Regions from separate parts of the Homo sapiens genome. Here regions 2 and 3 are each linked to region 1. The links are chromatin loops, found by intact Hi-C in ENCODE. Cell type or tissue: PC-3. All regions are shown on one strand.

Region 1 (8,000 bases):
CTTCATGAAAACGCCTAAACAATGACATTCAGAGGGCTTCTGGTTGGTGAACAGAGCAAGACGCTGTCAGGGTGAAACATGTGGAGAGGGTGTGAAACACTCTCTCCCCAGTATTTTGCCCTGTGCCTTTCTTCCATTTGGCTGTTCCTGAGTTATATCCTTTATAATTTACTGGTAATACTAACTAAAAAACTTCCCTAAGTTGTGAGGATTGTCCCAGCAAATGACCAAAACTTGAGGAAGGAGTTGTTGAAGCCCCTAATGCATAGCCAGTCAGAACTACAGGAGGCCCAAGACTTGGGATTGGAGTCTGAAGTAGGGGGCAGTCTTGTGGGACTTAGCCTCTAACCTGTGGGGATTGTACTAACTCCAAGTGGTTAGTGACAGAATTGAATTGAATTGTAGTACACCCAGTTGGTGTCCAAATAGTTAGAGAACTGGTTGCTGTGAGAAAAAAATCCCACGTTTAATAACCGATGTGTTGTTAGTAAAAACACTTTGTAACATCTCACACTCTATTTATGGAAATATTGTACATGAAGAAGTAAATGTGGAGAACTATTCCTGCAATTTAAGATAGTCCAAATGGAACAGGAGGCCCTGGGTCAAGAAATCATCAAAAAATCATATATTTTGAATATGTCTCAGACGGCAAACTATTTAGTAAAAAAAAAATTTCTTCTACATTGTTAGGAGAAATGTTTCATTTGTCTAGTCTCACCCTTTAAAAAATGTCAAGGTATACAAGCACTTTTAGTGTGCTTACTGAGTATAGATACAATAAATGCAAAATTACAAAAATCATTATATCTTTTCCTTGCCAAGATAAATGGTTTCATACTGAGGTCAATATACAACTGTACATTTTGAGGTTTAGACTAACCATTCTTAAAGCCCTTGAGAAAGGTAATCTTTTTTTTTGAATATTGAAGAGAGTTACTGTGTTAATTATTTCAAAAAGATTACAAATAGGAAAAATGTCATTTTCACATTTTTCTCTATTATTTATTAGATATTGGCAAATTATAATTGTATATGTTTATGGGATACAAAGTGATGCTGTGATATATATATATATATACATATATATATACATATATATATACACACATATATATACACACACACTCAATATGGAATAATTGAATAAAGGTAATTAACATATCCATTAACACAAATGTTTACCATTTATTTTTCTGGTATAACTGAAACACTGTACTCTTTGACCAACATCTCATTCCCCCCAACTCCTCAGCCTCTGCTAATCATTCTGTTCACTGCTTCTGAGTGATTATTTTGGATTTCACATATAACTGAGACCATGCAGTATTTGTTGTTTTGTGCCTGGCTTATTTCTCTTGGTATAATGTCCTCCGAGTTCATCCATGTTTTCGTTACATGATTTCCCTCTTCTTAAAGGCTGAATAGTATGCATTAGAAGAACACTGATCTTTCATAGCTTAACTCATTTGTATTGTAATTTGAGAAATAAGACCCCTATGTAAGCAATTCTAAAAAATAATTAGCCTATGAATGCTATTGATATGATCATTTGATTATTACTACAAGAAGTTTTAGGGAAATAAAACAAAATGTATACAATAAAACCAGAGAATGTCAACCATACTTGTCCAAAAGCTCAAGAAAGATTTCTTGAGTTTATGATTAAAGCAGTATTTCAATTCCACAGGAAAAGGATCAACTTTTAAATAAATATCTGGAAAACTAGCTATTTATTTGAGAAAAAGTTTAATTCCCTCCCACAAGCCATATACAAAATTAAATTTTAGAAGAATTAGAGGGAAAAATATAATAACCTGAACTATAAAAGTACTAGTAAAAAAATGCAAATATCTTAAACAATTTGGGGTGAAAAAAGCTTTCTTAAGCAAGATACAAAGTCAGAATTCATAAAGAAAAAAATGGTAGAGATGACAATCATTATGATCATCAACAATGATGTAAACAATGCTAATAGACAAAAGACAGGCTGGGGACAATATTTGCATTTTCTATTATTAACAAAAAGTAAGTATACATGATACAAATGTCTGTTATAATGCTATATATGCAAAAATAGAATTAACCCAGTATCAAGATGTTTAAACATGATGTGAATGTGCAATTCTAAAAAGAAAGCCCATAAATTTCAATAAAAATATAAAACAATCCACAATCTCTATATAATCAATCAACAATGAAAACAGCCAAGACATAGCACCCCAACCTTCAAATATGAGAGAAAAAAAGACTGATACTGTTCATTGCTGCCAAGAACTGGGGAAGAATTCCAACAAGACACTCTACTGCATTGTTGGAGCAAATGTGAAATTCGACTAGCTTTTTAGGAAGTTGTACCTTCCTTTTGCCTCAGCAATTCTACTTCTAAAATTCATCCAACAGAAATATACACATACACAGAGAAGTGTGTACAAGGATGTTTACTGTGCCATTGTTTATAATAAAGGAGAAAGAAACCTAAAAATCAAAACTCTAAAAATTCAATGAGAAAAACAGTTAAAAATGTATGGCTTACTCATGCTATAGAATATCATGCTACTGTTGAAAAGAATCAAACCTTTATGAGGACATAGAAAAATACTTCAGGTCTGTTTTTAATTGAAAGAACAATGTGTTGATCAATATGCATAGTATGATCTTGTTAATATACAATAGAATTTGTGCATGTATACAAAAGTGGATTTTATGCAGGTAAAAAGGATTGAATGTATACATAAACTTTTATCTCTGAGTTTGGAGTGTAATTGGTGGCAAGGGAGGGTGCTGGTGGAAGAAGAATTCATATGCTAATATGTTCTTTATTCAATAATTTTTTCAAGATGTATACTAATATATATCACTTATAAGAGAAAAATGAAAAGCTTCTTCCCCAAAATAGATTTTATATTTCTTTTATTATTTTAATAAAAGATTCTAATATTTTATCAGTAAATTCTTCCAATGTACTTTTTTTGTCTTCAATTGTATAACAGATACTGTGTTAAAATTTCCAAAAACCTTTATATGTATTCCTTTAGGATATAAATGCCTTGGTATCCAATTTCCTGAAAAAAAAATAGCTCAATTATTTATGTGAGTGACTCTATGAGTGATCTAGGTCAGTAAATTAAATAACTTCCATGTCACATTTAATGATTTATTGCATCACTGTTTATAACTAGGTAATAGAAAATGTGATGCTACTTTGGAATTCACTGGCTATGCAAATTTGTAATTCACTTAATGTTTCCCTCCAACAAATATCCTCAGTCATCGACATGAGGGACAAATGCTTCTCTATCACATGATTTTATTTTCTTCCAGTTTATTTCTCATAATGCTTTATCACGAACATGCTACCTAGTTGGAGCAACATGGTTGACATTTCTTTGCTAATAGCCCAGTTTGCACCAGACATTTGTGTGAGTGGAATATCAGAAGGACTCACAAAATAATATGCAATGATAGTTGATATCAAGACTGCAAAAATGAACTGAAACTAAAAATATAGATAGTCATGCTAAATAAAGATTTTTTTGTTAGTATATAGCGCCACCCAGTGTTAAAGAATTCTCCATGGAGCACTCTGCACAGTAGGCTATTGTACCAAGGTAAAAAGGGACACAAAAAGGGACTCTGTGAGCTCCATATTAATATGTTCATTTGAAGTTTGTTTAGAGATACTGCACTTGTTAGCTTATTAGAAAACATTACATTGAAATCAAACCACAATAAAAACAAACAGGAAATGATCACTCCAATCTTCATTTACTGGTAATTCTTCTCTTTTCGTATCTTAGTTGTTTGGAAAAAAAAATCTGGAAAAATTGTTACAATTTTACTAATTCACCATGTATTGCATGATACTTTAAGACATTTTAAAGAGATAATTTCAGAGGCCATTGTAGATTTAGATGTAATTTATGTTTCTGCATCTCTAAAATGATGTTTTCTTTTGAATTAAATTACAGACGAAAATGAGAAATGGTTTATAGAGAGAAGCAAAGGAATTTTTGGTTTTCTATAGTGACTGTTACCATAGGGTTGTGGTGCTTTAGAGAGATACTATATAGCAATGAAGCAATTCAATTAAAGCATAAATATTTATATTAAGGAAAATCTAGAAAATAAAAAATAAAAAAATATATTCTTCCATTACCTCTTTGCTCAAGTGATAAAGAGAATGTAAAATCTTCTTTTCCTCTCTAAGTCTTCAGAACTTATATAGATTTGATTTAAAAAATCACTAAATCTTCTAAGGTAATAAGCTACTCAGTTTATTTCTCATTTTATTAAGACTCTTTGCTCCCTCCTTACTGTACTACTTTTTAAGCTTTGACTTCCTTGATGCCTGAAATGTATACCTCTTCTACAGATCAATGTTTTCCTTTATCATGGCCCACAATCACATGAAACTTGGAATTTCTGTGACCCAATAATAATTTTTCTCATTAAAATGGATCTCTTTCCAGGTTCTGTCACTGTTACTAACATTGTATTGGTTTCTTGTGTTTGAAGTATTTTAGCAGTTAGCAAATTTCACGTGTTGTTACTGTTCTTGCTCTTTTTATTATTGTTGTGTTTAACTCCTTGTTCTTTTCTTTCACAGGTTCTGTCCCATGGTATGATAACTCCTTTTTGTTTTGTTTCTTGGTTTGCTCCTTCCATTCCCAAGCCATCACTATCATTTAGGCCCTAGTTATTTCATATTGCCATTACAATTTTCTCCTATCCAATCTCTCTGTTGCTCACATCTCCTTCTTTGGATCCAATCTGCAACAACAAAATATTGAAAGCTTTTCTCATTGTCCTTTCCAAACAGCCTGCCAACTCCTTAAAAGAATTATGCCTTTCAATGTATACCCCTAAGTCAGCATTTGACGCTGTGCCTACTTAGATGACCTATGTGATGTTGATCATCGAGTAGCTAACAGTAATGCAGGGAAAACTACTAGCTGATCATGAGAAAATGTGATAGCATTAGGTAGGCAGATTCATGGTACATAGATTTTTTTTTTGCCATTGGAGATCACTCTTTAGATTCAAGTGCATGTTTGTAGTGACATTTTCCACTACAGTTGTTTTATAAAGTTCACCTATCCAGAGCAGAGCAGAAATGCAGTCTCCAACAGATATAAATAGACTTCCAGGAATCTGGCTAGAAAGGAAGAGGGAGCAGTATCGTACAGCCATTTCAAAGCTTAAGAAGAAAAATAATGACTATCTGTGATGAATGACGAACGACTCAATGTAAGACATATGGCAAGACAACCAGGGATGCACAAGAGGATCAGAAATGTACAAAATTGACACTAGTCAGATTCCAAAGCAGACTCTCAGTTCAACTAGTTAAAAACTATTCCCTGTTTTTGGTAATGAAACAGGAAATGGAGGTTGCTCTTAGAACACATTTTATTGTTATTATTCATTTTATAGCTTTTTATACCAGGAACTTTACCTCTTTCAGTAAGTGTGTGTAAACTGTTTCCTTTTCAATGAACCTTTTTATTGTCCGTTTACATTCCCTGACTAAGAATCCTTTAGGGCATATGGATATCTGGAAACAATGATTGTTGCCTGATATTTGAAGTCAAGGCTTTGAGGTTTAAATGGGAAGGTGGGGGAAGGTAGGCATTAGTGAGTTCTTAGGGAATTTCTGGTCAAAATGATAAATTCATACTTTACTTCCTTTTTTTTCCCAAACATGACAAAACTAAATTTTTTAAAAATTATTCATTTGTGTAAGTTACTTCTTATACCATGATACCATGAATATGCTGATCTGAAGGATTCTAAGTAAGCCAGAGACATCATGACATTTCATCTTCTGTGGGGTAGACATATTGAATGGCAAATCACTGGAACAGAGGACAAGAACTAGCCACTCTGCATAAAAATGAAGGCTGAATTAAGACCCCCTATCTCTGGAAGAAAGGAGACTATAAAAGCTTAAACCATTTCCAGGAGTTATTGTCTTTTTTTTTTTTTTTAGCAGCACAGTTAAGACCCTGTCTGGGATGAACTGTATGTTACCTCAATGACTAGATCTAGAATACCCTGGAACATTACAGTATGAGAGCCAATATAATTCCTGATTCCAGATGGGATCTCGGCAGCCAGTTGGAGGAAAAAGCAAAACTGCTGGACAAAGAAGGAAGGGGAGTAGCGGGGGAAAAAGGGGGGGAGAGAGAGAGAGATTTCTCACCTGAGATCAGCAAAATCAACAGTTGAAACATAGGAGCAAGTCAATGAAATGCACATGTTACAGTAAGTTTGAATTGATTTTACAAGAGGTTTAAGATTCTAAAAGAGAAATGGGAAAGAATTCTTAGAAACAATGAGAATTATAAAACAAAGACAAAGTCATATAGAACTGATAGATATCAAAATCAAATTACAGATCTTGGATATTAAAATATGGTATAAAAATAAGACTCTCTAAGGCACCATAATAACTAGACATCATGTTGGGATTCAGAAAACAAAACCCCAAATATGATGCCTTAGTGTGTTGAGCATTTTGAATTAAAAATAATTAAAAGGCTCAGAAGCCTTTTCTCTCATCCTCCTGTTCCCTGCCTGTCTTCCTTCCCTGAAGTGAATAATAATAACCAGAATTCCGCTTCTACAAGACAGGTCACAGAAACTAGAACTCCTCTCTGCCAAAGAAAACCACGGATCCTAGAAAAACTATTCTTCTCCCTTGAAGACCTTCACTGCAAAGGGGTCTTGCCCTATACCTGGGAGGTAGAAATGCTACATAGAGAGGTCAAAAAGAACCCGAACAGATAGGGCTTGCTGGGTTCTCCAATCAGTCTCTTATAATTAAATCATACCCTCTGTCCAATCACATTTCTACATGACTGCCCATTCTTCATTGAACTTGAGCATAAAAATAGATAGTCTTGGCAGGGCTCGTTGGGTCACTCCTGTAATCCCAGCACTTTGGGAGGCTGAGGTGGGTGGATCACGAGGTCAGGAGATCGAGACCATCCTGGCACGGTGAAACCCCGTCTCTACTAAAAATACAAAAAATTGGCTGGGTGTGGTGATGGGAGCCTGTAGTCCCAGCTACTCGGGAGGCTGAGGCAGGAGAATGGCATGAACCCGGGAGGTGGAGTTTGCAGTGAGCCGAGATAGCGCCACTGCACTCCAGCCTGGGTGACAGAGTGAGACTCAGTCTCAAAAAAAAAAAAAAAAAAAAAAAAAAAAAAATTTAGAGCTGTTAGAGAAAGAAAAGACAAATTGATTATAAAAGAATGACAGATAGTTTGAAAACAAACTTATCAACAAAAATGGATGCCAGACAGAAATAGAATACTATATGCAAAGGACTGAGAAAAAACATACAGAAACATACGTACAGGTGCACATGATTTTAAATCTTACAATGGTTGTGTCACCTGTTAGTCTTACTAATATTTTACTCAGCTTGCTTTAAATATAAGAAAACACAAATAAAGACGATAACATTACAAAATATGAATTCTTATATATAAGTAACATATATATTTGGAAAATATAAAACTGTCCTGAAATCCAGTTATTCAGTTACTGAATCTACATGCTATTTATGGTTTAGATATTTCCATAACCTTAAATTGTACATTTAGAACCAGTTTTCTAACTTACTTTCTGCAATTAAAAAATTAATGATCTATTTAAATTATAGTTACATAGATAAAACAGTAATTCGGTTCTGGTTATTTGTTGCTGCATAAAAACACTTGAAACTAAGTGGCTTAAAATAATTTATTTTTGCTTACAATTTAAAGAGGATGAATTTGCAGGGTGGTAATTGAGTGATGTGTATCTGAACGTGTTGTCATTTGGGGCTACTGAAGCTGGAAGATCTGCTTTCAATATAGTCTTTTACTAATGTGTCAGGTGCCTTGGGGCTCCTTAGATTTTTTCTTTCTCTACAAAGTTTCATCCTCCAGGACCTCTGTAAATTCTTTTATTTCTTAATAGCTTCACAAAACACTTGACATTTTCAACTT
Region 2 (8,000 bases), 300 kb before region 1:
GACTTCTGTTCAGCAAAGTTACATGACTTCTTTTGCCTACATTCGTCTGGACATCATCTTAGAAAGAAGCAGGGGTTTAGTGAGAAATAAAAATAAGAGAAGCTGAACAATTATTCCAAAAGACGAATGTTTAGCTTGACTAAAGATCGAGTAAGAGCTAAAGTAAATACAGTTTTCTCTGCTACCGAGGGAGTAGAAATTTGAAAGTGTTAAAGAAAAATTATGGGAGGCCATTGCTTTGGACCGAACTCCTGCACTAGGCTCCAGTAGACAAGACTAAACCAAAAAAGCATCACTCATGTTAAATGCCACATAATCAAACTTTAAGGAAACAGAGAGGTCCCCAAACAGACCAGTTTTTCGTAGAAACAGAAGATTCCAATCTACCTGCATCAGAGTAATAAGGAGGTCACTCTGCTTTAACCCTTACAAAAAAGTAACCTGAAGTAACCTGATGTTCACCAGTTCTTTCTTCCATTGTTCTGTTTCCTTTTTCCCATCTTATATAACTATATATGTAAATACACACAGAGACATATATGTACACACATGCATGCACAAAGGAAATAAAATTTGTATGCTATCATATTTAATATTATAGCATAGCTATTTTCTCCCTTCAATAATTAAGTTTGAAATTATCCATTTAAAAGTATGTATTGTGAAATATAACACACATTTATGAACTAAATTCACACGAAGAAGCCTACTGTGGATTACTTCTTAGTTCCTCAATTCAGTAAGTGTTTACTAACATTAATATTTGCTAATTTTTAAATTTATAAAAATTATTATCTCATTGTTACATAATCTTTATCAACTACATATGCTCCATAAGCAATATGGTATATTTTTTCTTTTAAAAAATTCACATAATGAACTTATACTGTATGTTTTATTTTGTAGCCTACTTTTAAAACAACTCAACATTGTGTTAAGTATTTAATAAATTTTAAACATTGTATCAATGACATTATATGACTAGGCCTTTTTATGTATGTTGTACAATATTATATGACTATATCACAAAATTTTAATTTATTCTATTAGCGACAACATCTGAGGTGTCTTCATTACTTTGCTATCAGAAACCACACTGCTGTAATCATCTTCGTACATAGATATTTTATGATGAAGAGTATGAATTTCTCTAGGGCATATCATACAGATGGAATGAATGTGTTACAGATTACCTATGTTTTCCACTCTATTAGCAATGCCAAACTATTTTCGGAATAGATTAAAACAACAAATTATACTTAGTAGTTTTGGAAAATATTTTTTCAAGTAGATACTTTATGATTTGGGTATCTATTTCTTTAGCTTGGAATTGAGATTTTTTTAAATTTATGATTTATTTAACACCAGTAAAATTAATATCTTCGTGTGCTCTATACACTGTGTCAAAGTTTCTATGTATTTCCTTTTAATCAATTTTTAGATTTGAAATTATGCTGATCAAGTTTGATCATTTTCGTGTCCTTGATAAAATTTTCATGCTTAAATACACTCTTATATGAGATCATCCACATATATCTATTTTCCTTGCCACCTGTGAAACATAGTGCTCTTATTAAGAGTCATTGTACAATAACATCAAAGAACAAATAGACTTGAAAGAATCAAGTACAGTATTTATATTTTTTCTTACCCATATCAGCTATTGACTATAAACAGGGGCGTTTGCCAGTTTTCCAGAATAGTAGGAATGCTTTTTTTACTCAAATTCTTTTCATTAGAATATTGAAATTACCATATACTAGTCTGAGAACTTTTTTTTTAAGTGTCTGTCATTTCTGGTTATGCCTTTTTTGCTTTACAAGAAAAAAGGCCCATGATAAAACTTCTGCAAATCTTGCTCTGATACACAAAAGAGCAAATGCTTCTCTTTTTATGACTAGTGCTAAGCAAAGCAATATATGTAAAATATTTTTAGCTAAATCATCATAGAATTTCTGAGAAAAATTTTAGTACATCTGGAAAAAAAGGAAAGCTCAAATAATTCTAAAAAGGTTATCTGATATGTATCAAATCTGTAATTGTTTTGCATTGATTTTAAACATCATTGGCTATTCTTAAATATATTTCAAATTTTTTTAAATGGCCACAATTATTCTATGGAATTCCTTGAGATTTTATTTCAAATTGTGTTTCTTTTTGGATGCACAGTTATTTTTAAAGGGTTAATCATGCAGAAATGTAAGCTGTGAATCAATAATAACCATGCTGGAAATTAACCTCCAAGGGAAAGGTAAATCTACTGAGATTGTACAAGACAGAACTGCATTAATGCCAGTCAATTTTATTTAGATTGAATCGCCTACAACTAGAGCTGAGTTAACCAGAGCCCGCAATTTCTTTTTTTATTTCTTTCCTTTAGTAGTGGCCTAGGTGATTTGATTTCAATTCACCTGGGGTTTTGAGAAACAAAATCCTCCCCCATAAAAACTGCATGGTGTTTATGACCACCACAGGGATAGTTTAAAAAACAATGAAAAAAGTGGGCTTATGAAAAATAAAGCTGGCTAATTACAGCAAATGGGCTTAATTTAAAAACCACAGGTGCCTCTTTTATAAGGTTTGGTTGTGCTCTTGCCCATAGCATGTTAATATATTATGGGATAAAACTGAAATCTTTGCTGTGGCCAGCTTTAAATGGGGGAACATTTGGTTCAACTCTATTTACAGTTTGGATCGTATATGATGTCATAGAAAATATAAAACCTGCAAAGACATGTTTCTGCCTTGAGGTATATAATATCTAGTTCATTATTTATGAAATTCAAGTAAAATAATATCAATTAATGCCGTGTCAAAGAGCTCATTTGCTACATATTTTGTCTTAAGTAGAAGTACAAAAGGGTTTATTCAATAGTTTATACTATTTTACTTTTAGAAATCTGTGATATGAGAAGCATTAAAATGTAGTTAGTGAAAATAATTTTTGCTAAAATAATTTTGGTTATGGTGGATTTCTATAAGCTTATAATGCCTGACTTTTGATACATGTATTTTTCTGATAGATGTCTCCTAGATGTGACAGGCTTTCAAATCTCCTTACTCTAGGCACTGAAAGTTTAGGTTAGTTCCTTGGGGTTCTTGTGTTTCTAAATCAAGCAAGTATCTAATCTTTTTCTTGTCCTTGAGTAGTTAGAAGTTGCACCATAATCAGAGATTTAGAACAGAATTACTTAATGAGAATCAGGGAGGAAGCCAATGAACCCCAAAGATTACCATCTTGAAATTAACCCAAGGCAGTAAAGAGAACAACAAGTCATACAGACTCAGTTTCTAATTGCTTTGCGAAACAAACATATTATAAATACTTCACCTAAAATTCACTAAATAATATCATGTTAGATACTTTATTGAATGTATGCATAGATTCATAGATTTCAAATAAGCTAAGAAATCTCACATGGTTACAGGTATGTATCTATTCATTTTTTATTTTTATAAGAGAAAAATCTATTCAAGCTATTTTGGTTTAATTAACTTTTGTATTAATTTTATGGTTATATTTGGAAAGCATATGTTATGTCACAGAATGAAACCCTCATGTCCTTAATCTGTAAAATTAAGATACTACATCCTCCTTGGAGGTTTGAATAATGATGTTCCCTCCAAAATTCATGTTGAAACTTCATCTTCATTGTACTAGTTTTAAGACGTGAGGCCTTTTGGGGAATTGATTAAGTCACAAGGGCTCCAAAATCATGAATAGATTAGTGCCTTATAAAAAGGTTAGAGAAAACTAGCCTGGGTCCTTTTTGCCCTTCTGCCATGTGAGGACACAATGTTCACCCTCTCTGCCATGTTGAGGACATGGCCAAAAGCCCCTTACCAGACACCAAATGCTGACAGCTTGAACTTGGACTTTCCAGACTTCAGATCTGTGAGAGGTAAGTTTCTGTTCTTTAAAAATTACCTAGTTTTGAGTATTTTTAAATAGCAGCTATACATAGAACTAGACATAGAGTTCCTAGTGAAATTGCAGGAACTCAATAAATGGTACAATTATGTTGTTGTGTTTACAGTAATATATTCATTTCTGACATTTCTTATCTGAAAAATCTCCCTGTTTTAAAATAATATTTTCATTATCAACTGTTACTAATTACATTTGATCTGGGACTCATTCTCATACACAGGTCAAATATGTACACATATTACTAGCAACTAGTATTGATCACGTTTTGCTGATATTTTAAGAAAACTTCTGCATAACTTTCTTTACATCTAAATACATTTCCATTTTCACCATTATATTATGTTTTGAAAAGAACAATCCTATTAAACATTAATAAAAAAATTTCCTACCATCATATGACTCAATATCTTAATAACAGCCTATAGAGCTTATTTTGCATCTAATACATTACAAATGGTATGTTATGTTATGCATATTAAACATATTTCTAGCCCTTACAACACACATATTATGATCACTTGGATACGATGTGGAGAGAGTTGAAAAGATTATGTAATTTACCTACAGTGGCTAAAACATGAACTGATACAGGTTTGTCTGACTCTTACTTTCCCAATTTTTCTAGAAACAGTCATCTTTTATTGAGGTTGACTCAACCAACCAGCTGATGCTAAGCCTAGAGCTAGGTTGCCTAGATTTGGAAAGTTTATTTAAGTAGGAATTCCTTTTCTTTGGATAGTGCTGACAACAGTAAAGCTTAAATGCTTTGCTCAGTAACAACACATTTTTAGCCATATCTATATAAGATACACTGATATTACTTTATTCTCCTTTAAAGAGTAAGTCCGTGGAATATTGAACTTCCTAAACACTAACTATAGCAAATACTTCAATATACATAATTGAGATGACATTTGATATTTAATTGACTGTTGCATTATAAAACTTTAGAAATTAAAGGGTCACCATAAATTAGTCCACTTAATATTGAGGTCCATAGGATTTGCAAAGACCTACAACTGGAACACAGGTCGTTGTCAACTAAATGATATTCATGTAGAAAATTGAGGTAAAATGTCTTAATGCACTAAAATTTAGGCTGAATGTAAGGTTCATTTGTTCATTCAGTAATTATTAAGTGTCTTCCATACATCAGATGTTGTTTTAGGTACTGGGAACTTGATGGTGAATGAAATAGATAAGATGAATCACAGATAAGGTTCCTGCTCTCATGGGGCTTATTGCCTAGTGGAAGATAAAACAACTCACAAGCCAGGGAACAAATAAATTAAAACATTTCAGATTTTGATAAATGCAATGATGAGCCTAGCATGGAGACTGAGAAATGTGTGTGTTTGCACATGTGTGTGCCCATCTGCTTGTATATATGAAGGTGTATGTGGAATACTTCAGGGAAGAAACTCTGAGGCCGTGATATGTATGCTGAGATATTTGCCATTCATACTACAATAACAAGCCCACCATGGAAAATCTAGCAGTGTGTTTCAGAAAAAAAAAAGGCCCTGAGATCAAAACAAAAACAAACAAACAAAAAAACCTTGGAATGGTGAGGAAATAGAATTAAGGCCAATATGATTAAAAGTAGTTAATAAGGCATTTAAACATTTGTGCATATAAGTGGCCTAAGTGTAGTGGTGAGTGATGTGATATGCTTTACATGTTTCAAGGATCAGTTGGACTGCTACATAAAGAAAGGAGAAAAAGGTCTTTTTATTAAGGAATTAATGTTTATAACCCATTCAATCGTTTATTCAACACTGAGTTCCTACTTTGTGCCAATCACTCTTCTAGGCACTGAGGTAATAGCAGCGAATACAACAAAGTCCTGAATCTCACAGCCCTTACAGCAAAGAGAGGGTAGGCACACAAAAATAAACAAAAACAAAAATTAGATGGTGGTAAGTACTTCAGTCCAAGCATACACCATGGTAATCAAATAGGAAGTGAAGTTGTATTGGTGTGTCTTGCTAATTTATACAAGTGATTGAGGAAGATTTCTCTGATTAATTTACATCTGAACGCAGACTACAAGACAGTAAGGGGATTTGTAATGTGGATATTTATGAGAAGAACATTTCAGGCAGAGAGCCACGTCAAGTACAAATTCAGTGAGGTAGGGGGAATTTTTATGTATTTTGTCCTTCATTTTGTCAAGAAATGCAAAAGAAAGGTCAGAATTTTGGCCTTTTATTCCTGGCATGTCTCTTGATTTTTGAAAAATATATTGCAAAATCTTTAGTCACTGTATATTACAAAGTCTAGCAGACTTTGAGAAAGACACTACTATTTAGAAAGCAAAAGAATGAGAAGCCTGTAGCAGTGGTTCTCAGGTCCTGCTGAATGAATATTATGCTACACCTCGGCCTTGGAGATAGAAAATGTTTCCCTCTTAGGGCCACAGTTTTGGCTCAGGTGCAGCTCTCTATTGTTTTCCATGGCCCTTGATTCCACCTTCCAAGAATTCATTCCTCTTCTATTATTCTTTTTGGCTTCATCAGAAAGAGGACACTAACGAGTATACTCTCTTTAAAGTCCAAATCACACCCTGCTCATAAATATTTGGGGCCTCAAAATTCTCCTTCAAAGATTGATTATTTGTCCATAATTCAGTTTTACCATATTGGGTGATAAGTAACACTGTTGTTTTATTATTAATGCATCAATTTGTGATGAATTTGATTGTCTATTTGTTTTTATTATAAACAAAAATACTGTTTTTTCCATGAACATTTGAGATTAGCCAAGGTTACTAGGCATAGTAGATGCAAAGAATAGGACACATTTCATGTCCCAAAGAAATTTATCAGAGGAGATTCAGAAGAACATCAATACTTACAGCAGTGAATAATAAATACTGTAAAAGTGGTCATGTTCAGTGTGCTCTGGGAGCAGGGAGGAGGACCTATCTAGCACTGTAGATCAGAGATAGGTTCCCACATTTGGTAATTGGTTTTCTAAGCCCAAAGCATAAAAAGTAATTAGCCAGAGAAAGAGAGATGTTTCAGCAGAGAATGTGTAAAAACAGAGAGTCCTGAGGAAGTGACATTCAATCATAAAATACAGAGGATGTTTTTTTGGCTGGAAAATAAACTTTCTATTGGGAAGTGTATAGGCAGGTTTCTCTAGTGGGACAGAGCTAATAGGATAGATATATATATGAAGGGAAGTTTATTAAGGAGTATTGACTCACACAATCACAAGGTGAAGTCCCACAATAGACCATCTACAAACTGAGGAGCAAGGAAGCCAGTACGAGTCCCAAAACCTCAAAAGTAGGGAAGCCGAAAGTGCAGCCTTCAGTCTATAGCTGAAGGCCTGAGAGCCCCTGGTTAAATCACTGGTGTAAGTCCAAGAGTCCAAAAGCTGAAGAAGTTGGAGTTCAATGTTTGAATGCAAGAAGCATCCAGCATGGGAGAAAGAAGAAGTCCAGAAGACTCAGCCAGTCTGTTCTTCCCAAATTCTTCTGCGTGCTTTATTCTAGCCTCACTGGCAGCTGCTAAATGGTGCCCACTCAGACTGAGGGTGGGTCTGCCTCTCTCAGTCCACTAACTCAAATGTTAATCTCCTTTGGCAACACCCTCATAGACGCACCTGGGATCAGTACTTTGCATCCTTCAATCTGATCAAGTTGACACTCAATATTAACCATCACAAGTCCACACCTTTTCAGATTGAACCCATACACATCTCCTGAATCATACGTAATCTTCAAATAAAGACAATAATAAGGTGATAATTACTCCAAACACAGTACAGGTATCCTTCATATAACAGGATGTGCACTAATCCTTAACCTAAATGCTATTACATAAAGTTAACAACACTTGAATGCAGTTATAAAGTCAATAAATCTTATGTCACATGATAAAGGAAAAGGAAAGGAAGTAAAATGAAAATATTTTCTTAATACAAGTGTATACATGCACAAACACGTTCTTAACAAAATAAGGAGAAATACTCATAACAATTACAGTCCTCGTTTCTACAACTAGTCACGTGGTCATAGCTGGTATTGATGACTACCTTCTTCTACTACCCATTCTGTATT
Region 3 (8,000 bases), 970 kb before region 1:
CCTTTTGTTGAGCTACCCAATTGTATGACATGTATGTTTGCATTATTTTTCAGAAGAAATGTCTTGAGAAATGGTACAATCTGTGAAACACTGTTTTCAACAATAGCTATGTTAAGAAATTAATTTCAATTGACTTTTTAAACTTGTATTTAAAATGCTTTCAGAGACTCTAAGTGAAGTTTCTCCTTGAAAAAAATCGTTAATTGGCCAGTTTTTCTTGGCAAAGTTTAGAAGAAGTTTAAAATTCATTTACTATGTTTCTCTAAAAACATTACTTTTGGAACACTATCCTGTTGTCACCTATTCTGCATGATATTAAATGTAAAATTGCCAGCATTTTTGTCATTTCTCAGCATGAAATTGGTGGAAACATAAATCAGAACTTATTTTGATACTGCTATTTAGCATTCATATAGCAAATATATTTGCAAATAATTTCTTAAAATTTTAAATAATATAGTTATATTTCACATATTAAGGAAAATACAAATGCAAAGCATCTCTAATTTTTTATAAAAAGTTTTTTTTGGAACTAAGTAGACTTTGATTCATATTGTAATAATCTTATTGATATTGTTTTAGTCAGTTTCTTCTACAAATTACTTTTTTTTTTTTGATTGGAGACAGAGTCTCACTGTGTTGCCCAGGCTGGAGTGCAGTGCCACACAGTCTCGGCTAACTACAACCTCCATTTCCTGGGTTCAAACGATTCTCGAGCCTCAGCCCCCTGAGTAGCTTGACCTCCCAAAGTGCTGGGATTTCAGGTGGGAGCCACTGAACCCAGCCCATCTACAAATTCATAAAATGTCTGATAAATACTTGGTGCTTTGTAAAGACTGTTGAATGATTAAATGGATAAATGGACTATGTTTTTTAAATCTGCTTTTTCAAGATACTAGGTGAATAGGAGTATAATTTCTAAATGTGATTTATTAAGATTACGTGTATGCTCCTCAGGTAGTCATCTTCACTGTCAGCACATGGATCTATAATCTAAGTTTTAGTAAGTCACTCCCCCCACCCTGTACCACCAGCTTCTCCCTTGCTTCACCCACATTGTTGTGAGCTTTGGTAATCTAAGGGGCAGTTTAGCGTGTGATAAACAGAAGTACATTAATACGTAATGTGTTTTCTTCCAGAAGAAATTAAAGTCAGTAATTTTACAGTATGGAAGAAAGTGGGCAACTGTTTAAAGAATTCTATATTAAGAACATAAATTGTTTAGTTGACAAATTGTAGGGATTTCTTCAACTTGAAGAAAATGGAAAATATATTATTTTTAGAAATGCATAATAGTTGTGTTCTCTTGAAAATACATTTTGTCTAAAGAACCAGTGATTCAGCTTTGGACACAGGTACCAAAATGATTTTAAGCATTAGCACTTGAGTACAAAGTACATGTGAAAGCACTTCCTCTGTTTTTTCTGGGCAGAGCACCAGATACAGAACTATCAAATCTAGAATTTTCTTCAAATATACTTTCACCTGAGCCTATTTCCTATCTTATAAAATACAATATAAAAGTATACCTTTATTATTACCTTTAACTGGCTATTTTTTGTAAGATGTACATTTAAAATGTTCAAATAATACTCAGCTGCTTTGCAGGTTATTTGAGTGATTCTCACATGAGCATCATAACTCTAAAACCATATGTTCTATCCTGATACAGCTGGTGGGAGGGGGTCAGATAGTTGCATCACTTACCTTTAGCTATGATTAGTGCCTGGTTTTGACTGACTTTCACCTTTAACTCTTCTCTCTCCCAAACCACCTTCTGCCAAATTGATTATTCATTAATAAAGAACAGTGAGAAGAGAGGTATTTTCTTTGACTCCTACAGTTTGTTTCTAAGCTGTCCATCAAACATTCTAATTTTCCTTGTTAAATATTCACGTGTTTTCCAGTATTTGCTACTGAAGGAGGATGGGAAAGTAGGTTCAAATTGGTAATAACAGGCATAGAAGCTGAGTTTCAAAAATTTCCTAAAATTAGTATGTCTAACAGATCTAAAAATCTACTGGTTGAGATTTAGTGAAAAACACATCCAGCAATAAGTACTAACAATAGAATGATAAAGAGATGTAGCTACTGTCTTGTTACCTGCTGTTCTGCTTCCCAAACACAATCCACATTTTCTTGAAAGCCGTTTGAGATTATGTAAATATAACCATTCTTATGTACGCTAAAGATGGTAGAATCTAAACCAACAAAAAGCCTACACATAACAGTTTAACAATGAGGATATGGTGCACCTTCTGTCCTTATAATATGCAAATTAAGTGCATTTGTATCTCCAGTAAAAGCTGTGGCTGTGTAGTGATGAATAAGAACTTTAAACACACATGACACCTCGTTAAAATGTAATTTTCACATCATATATCTGAGCCCTTTACTATGACAGCTGAGTAATGTGAGTGCTGGGCAGAGAATCCTGAACATTTTGAAACTGCCACGTGTTTAATAGGTAGCTGAATCTGCTTCCTGAATGGTTTAGTTAAATATGGTGCACCCTCGTCAGAAAATGGAGCCTAAAAGTAGTAGGATCTTAAATCAAACTTGTCCTCAGCCTAGGGTATGATTCCTTCACAGTTCCACTTGAGATACCACATTGTCTCTAAAGTTTAATTTACATCTATCTTAGTAGCTGAGTGAACTTTACAAAAAGGAAAAAATAGTCAGCAACTTGTTGCTAATTTCAGCCCTATCTGTATTTTTATGCATCAGCTGTTTTCTCTGTCTGCAGAGGAGCCCCTTCTTTTTCTTTCCAGTGCTGCTTCTTTGCTTGCAGTGACAGCTGCTGCCTGAAGGACATTGCTGCTGCTGATTTTTCAGGGAGCACAGCCAAAGCTTGTGAAATTTGCAAGAGCTATTCCATTGCCACTTCACAGCAGCTGAATTTTCTCTTACGCTTTTTTTTAAACCTTTCCTGTATTTTTATGTCTTCATAATTGAGGGTAAAACTTCCCAGAATGACATCTGCCTTTCAGGCTCTGAGTAAAAGAATCACAGTCCTGTACAAAGCAAAGCTGAACTTAACTATACAGCTGAACCTAGTGTTTGTTATTCATCTGACTAGGTGACCTTCCAAATGGATGAGAGAAGAGGCAAGGAATAAAAAGGTTCACAAACGCTCTAACGTTAGTTGTGTTTCTACAGAATGATGTCCCTGATAAATGTATAATTGTTAGACATGAAATCAAAATCATTTATATGTGTATTTCACAGTAATAAAGAAAGATGACTTATTTGTGAATAAGCTTCCCACTCACACCAGCTGTCCTTTCTGTAGCCATTTCACTGCTCATTAGCATGTCCACCAGAGGGCAGGCAGGTGGAACTGGAATAGTGTTGTTGCTCTTCATTGGCACGTCTTTTAAGGGTTGGTAACAGTGCCAAAAGTAATGATTATCTAGGGGTTCCACCGTAAGAATCCAATGCTTCTACCCATCTTAGCACAGATAAGTGAGAGTTGACTCTATTACGTAATAGCTGTTAGAATAGCCAAGTCAGACATATGCTTCACTTCTCTGTTTTTAACCTTTTATTATTATTATTCTTACTCTTCTTCTTCTTATTATTATTATTTTTTGAGATGGAGTCTCACTCTGTTGCCCAGGCTGGAGTGCACTGGAGCGATCTCGGCTCACTGCAAGCTCCGCCTCCCGGGTTCACACTATTCTCCTGCCTCAGCCTCCCGAGTAGCTGGGACTACAGGCGCCCGCCACCACGCCCGGCTAATTTTTTTTGTATTTTTAGTAGAGACGGGGCTTCACCATGTTAGACAGGATGGTCTCTATATCCTGACCTCATGATCCACCCATCTCGGCCTCCCAAAGTGCTGGGATTACAGGCGTGAGACACCGCACCCGGCCTGTTTTTAGCATTTTTAAGTAGTGTTCAAATACCTTGGACTAGGCTTGACAGGCAATAGTATGAGTTTTTAAGCACAAAGGTATTTCCTTCTTAATAACTACTTTACCACTAGAAAGCTAAATTATCGGATAATAATGATTAATGACAAAATAATTCAAGATACGTAAATGACAGGTAAAATCTACTATACTATATAATTTTACAAGATGAGGTATGTTAACTGATTTCCCTGAAAACAAATGGAGAACACTTCATCTTATTTACTTAAAAAGAATTCTGGCTGCTTTTCATTATACCTTTCAGTAGTACAAATCAATGGCCAAACTTTTTGCATCTATTTATACTAGCGAAGATACAAATCAAAATTAGCCAGTGCTTTCTATATAAAATGCCTTGTGACTGCAATATTTTAGCCTTAAATTTTTTTTTTTTTCAATAATGTTAGAAAAAACAATTCTGGCTGGGCTCGGTGGCTCATGCCTGTAATTCCAGCACTTTGGGAAGCCAAGGCAGGCGGATCACAAGGTTAGAAGATCTAGACCATCCTGGCTAACATGGCGAAACCCCGTCTCTATTAAAAATACGAAAAATTAGCTGGGAGTGGTGGTGGGTGCCTGTAGTCCTAGCTACTCAGGAAGCTGTGGCAGGAGAATGGTGTGAACCCAGGAGGCGGAGCTTGCAGTGAGCAGAGATCAGATCGTGCCACTGCACTCCAGCCTGGGTGACAGAGCAAGACTCCATCTCAAAAAAAAAAAAAAAAAAAAAAGAAAAGAGAAAACAATTCTGCCAAAAAACATACAGGAGTAAGTGAAGAGTTCGGTATTTGTTGACATTAAGATTTATCTGAAAATTATCTCTAATGCTAGTTATTTTTTTAAGTGAGAATGTCTTTGAAGAAACTTTTGCCTTTCAAAACAAGAAAATAGTACTATATTTAGAAACACACTACTCATTAAATGATGAAATAGATTATTTTTAAAACATGGCAAATCTTTCAATATCTACGATAATTTGGCTGTTAGCATTCATATTTAAATAGTAAGTGAAAGTTAAGACTTCTGTATTTTATGAGAAGCCCACTGAGGGCCATGGGTAGTTTGTGGTGAGGTAAAGTGGAATTGAAAGAATTAAGAAAAAGACAGGGGCTGGAGCCAAGATGGCCGAATAGGAACAGCTCCGCTCTACAGCTCCCAGCGTGAGTGACGCAGAAAACGGGTGATTTCTGCATTTCCATCTGAGGTACCGGGTTCATCTCACTAGGGAGTGCCAGACAGTGGGCGCAGGACAGTGGGTGCAGCACACCGTGTGCGAGCCGAAGCAGGGCGACGCATTGCCTCACTCGGGAAGTGCAAGGGGTCAGGGACTTCCCTTTCCTAGTCAAAGAAAGGGGTTACAGACAGCACCTGGAAAATCAGGTCACTCCCACCCCCATACTGAGCTTTTCCGATGGGCTTAAAAAACGGCACACCAGGAGATTATATCCCGCACCTGGCTCGGAGGGTCCTAGGCCCATGGAGTCTCGCTGATTGCTAGCACAACAGTCTGAGATCAAACTGCAAGGCAGCAGCGAGGCTGGGGGAGGGGCACCCACCATTGCCCAGGCTAGCTTAGGTAAACAAAGCAGCAGGGAAACTCGAACTGGGAGGAGCCCAACACAGCTCAAGGAGGCCTGCCTGCCTCTGTAGACTCCACCTCTGGGGGCAGGACACAGACAAACAAAAAGACAGCAGTAACCTCTGCATACTTAAGTGTCCCTGTTTAAGAGCTTTGAAGAGAGCAGTGGTTCACCCAGCACGCAGCTGGAGATCTGAGAACGGGCAGACTGCCTCCTCAAGTGGGTCCCTGACCCCTGACCCCCGAGCAGCCTAACTGGGAGGCACCCCCCAGTAGGGGCAGACTGACACCTCACACCGCCGGGTACTCCTCTGAGACAAAAATTCCAGAGGAGCTATCAGGCAGCAGCGTTTGTGCTTCACAAAAATCCGCTGTTCTGCAGCCACCGCTGCTGGTACCCAGGCAAACAGGGTCTGGAGTGGACTTCTAGAAAACTCCAACAGACCTGCAGCTGAGGGTCCTATCTGTTAGAAGGAAAACTAACAAACAGAAAGGACATCCACACCAAAAAACCATCTGTACATCACCATCATCAAAGACCAAAAGTAGATAAAACCACAAAGATGGGGAAAAAACAGAGCAGAAAAACTGGAAACTCTAAAAAGCAGAGCACCTCTCCCCCTCCAAAGGAATGCAGCTCCTCACCAGCAACGGAACAAAGCTGGACAGAGAATGACTTTGATGAGTTGAGAGAAGAAGCCTTCAGACGATCAAACTACTCCGAGCTACAGGAGGAAATTAAAACCAAAGGCAAAGAAGTTGAAAACTTTGAAAAAAATTTAGGCGAGTGTATAACTAGAATAACCAACACAGAGAAGTGCTTAAAGGAGCTGATGGAGCTGAGAACCAAGACTCGAGAACTATGTGAAGAATGCAGAAGCCTCAGGAGCCAATGCGATCAACTGGAATAAAGGGTATCAGTGATGGAAGATGAAATGAATGAACTGAAGCGAGAAGGGAAGTTTAGAGAAAAAAGAATAAAAAGAAACAAACTCCAAGAAAAATGGGACTATGTGAAAAGACCAAATCTACGTCTGATTGGTGTACCTGAAAGTGATGGGGAGAATGGAACCAAGTTGGAAAACACTCTGCAGGATATTATCCAGGAGAACTTCCCCAATCTAGCAAGGCAGGCCAACATTCAGACTCAGGAAATACAGAGAATGCCACAAAGATACTCCTCGAGAAGAGCAACTCCAAGACACATAATTGTCAGATTCACCAAAGTTGAAATGAAGGAAAAAATGTTAAGGGCAGCCAGAAAGAAAGGCAGGGTTACCCACAAAGGGAAGCCCATCAGACTAACAGCTGATCTCTCGGCAGAAACTCTACAAGCCAGAAGACAGTGGGGGCCAATATTCAACATTCTTAAAGAAAAGAATTTTCAACCCAGAATTTCATATCCAGCCAAACTAAGCTTCATAAGTGAAGGAGAAATAAAATACTTTACAAACAAGCAAATGCTGAGAGATTTTGTCACCACCAGGGCTTCCCTAAAAGAGCTCCTGAAGGAAGCACTAAACATGGAAAGGAACAACTGGTACCAGCCACTGCAAAATCATGCCAAATTGTAAAGACCATCGAGGCTAGGAATAAACTGCATCAACTCACGAGCAAAATAACCAGCTAACATCATAATGACAGGATCAAATTCACACATAACAATATTAACTTTAAATGTAAATGGACTAAATGCTCCCATTAAAAGACACAGACTGGCAAATTGGATAAAGAGTCAAGACCCATCAGTGTGCTGTATTCAGGAAACTCATCGCACATGCAGACACACAAAAGCTCAAAATAAAAGGATGGAGGAAGATCTACCAAACAAATGGAAAACAAAAAAAGGCAGGGGTTGCAATCCTAGTCTCTGATAAAACAGACTTTAAACCAACAAAGATCAAAGAGACAAAGAAGGCCATTAAATAATAGTAAAGAGATCAATTCAACAAGAAGAGCTAACTATCCTAAATATATATGCACCCAACACAGGAGCACCCAGACTCATAAAGCAAGTCCTGAGTGACCTACAAAGAGACTTATACTCCCACATATTAATAATGGGAGACTTTAACACCCCACTGTCAATATTAGACAGATCAACAAGACAGAAAGTTAAAAAGGATACCCAGGAATTGAAGTCAGCTCTGCACCAAGCGGACCTAATACCCATCTACAGAACTCTCCACCCCAAATCAACAGAATATACATTTTTTTCAGCACAAAACCACACCTATTCCAAAACTGACCACATAGTTGGAAGTAAAGCACTCCTCAGCAAATGTAAAAGAACAGAAATTATAACAAACTCTCTCTGAGACCACAGTGCAATCAAACTAGAACTCAGGATTAAGAAACTCACTCAAAACCACTCAACTACATGGAAACTGAACAACCTGCTCCTGAATGACTACTGGGTACATAACGAAATGAAGGCAGAAATAAAGATGTTCTTTGAAACCAACAAGAACAAAGAAACAACATACCAGAATCTCTGGGACATATTCAAA

What was found. A loop is a pair of places that touch in the nucleus more often than their neighbours do. Peaks named below come from ENCODE experiments on the same cell type or tissue, not always from the same donor. Only the 100,000 strongest peaks of a DNase experiment are listed, where the experiment ranks them.
Region 2: a loop joins it to region 1, with 5 times the contacts of the local background. A loop is called at or near these places in 2 of 110 quality-filtered maps.
Region 3: a loop joins it to region 1, with 12 times the contacts of the local background. A loop is called at or near these places in 3 of 110 quality-filtered maps.

Annotation. Positions count from the first base shown.
Region 1 is chr4:62,706,289-62,714,288 of GRCh38, forward strand. No RefSeq gene overlaps it. Among named protein-coding and RNA genes, the nearest start is that of ADGRL3-AS1, 550 kb to the left of the region's middle. In PC-3, a CTCF peak has its summit at 3,562 (motif pointing left); DNase peaks (open chromatin) are centred at 3,573 and 5,533; H3K4me3 peaks cover 1,117 bases; H3K27ac peaks cover 1,909 bases.
Region 2 is chr4:62,410,893-62,418,892 of GRCh38, forward strand. No RefSeq gene overlaps it. Among named protein-coding and RNA genes, the nearest start is that of ADGRL3-AS1, 250 kb to the left of the region's middle. In PC-3, no CTCF peak of the experiment used is centred here; a DNase peak (open chromatin) is centred at 4,569.
Region 3 is chr4:61,738,705-61,746,704 of GRCh38, forward strand. The region is part of intron 8 of ADGRL3 (adhesion G protein-coupled receptor L3); the gene reads left to right. Among named protein-coding and RNA genes, the nearest start is that of ADGRL3-AS1, 420 kb to the right of the region's middle. In PC-3, a CTCF peak has its summit at 3,310 (motif pointing right); a DNase peak (open chromatin) is centred at 3,317.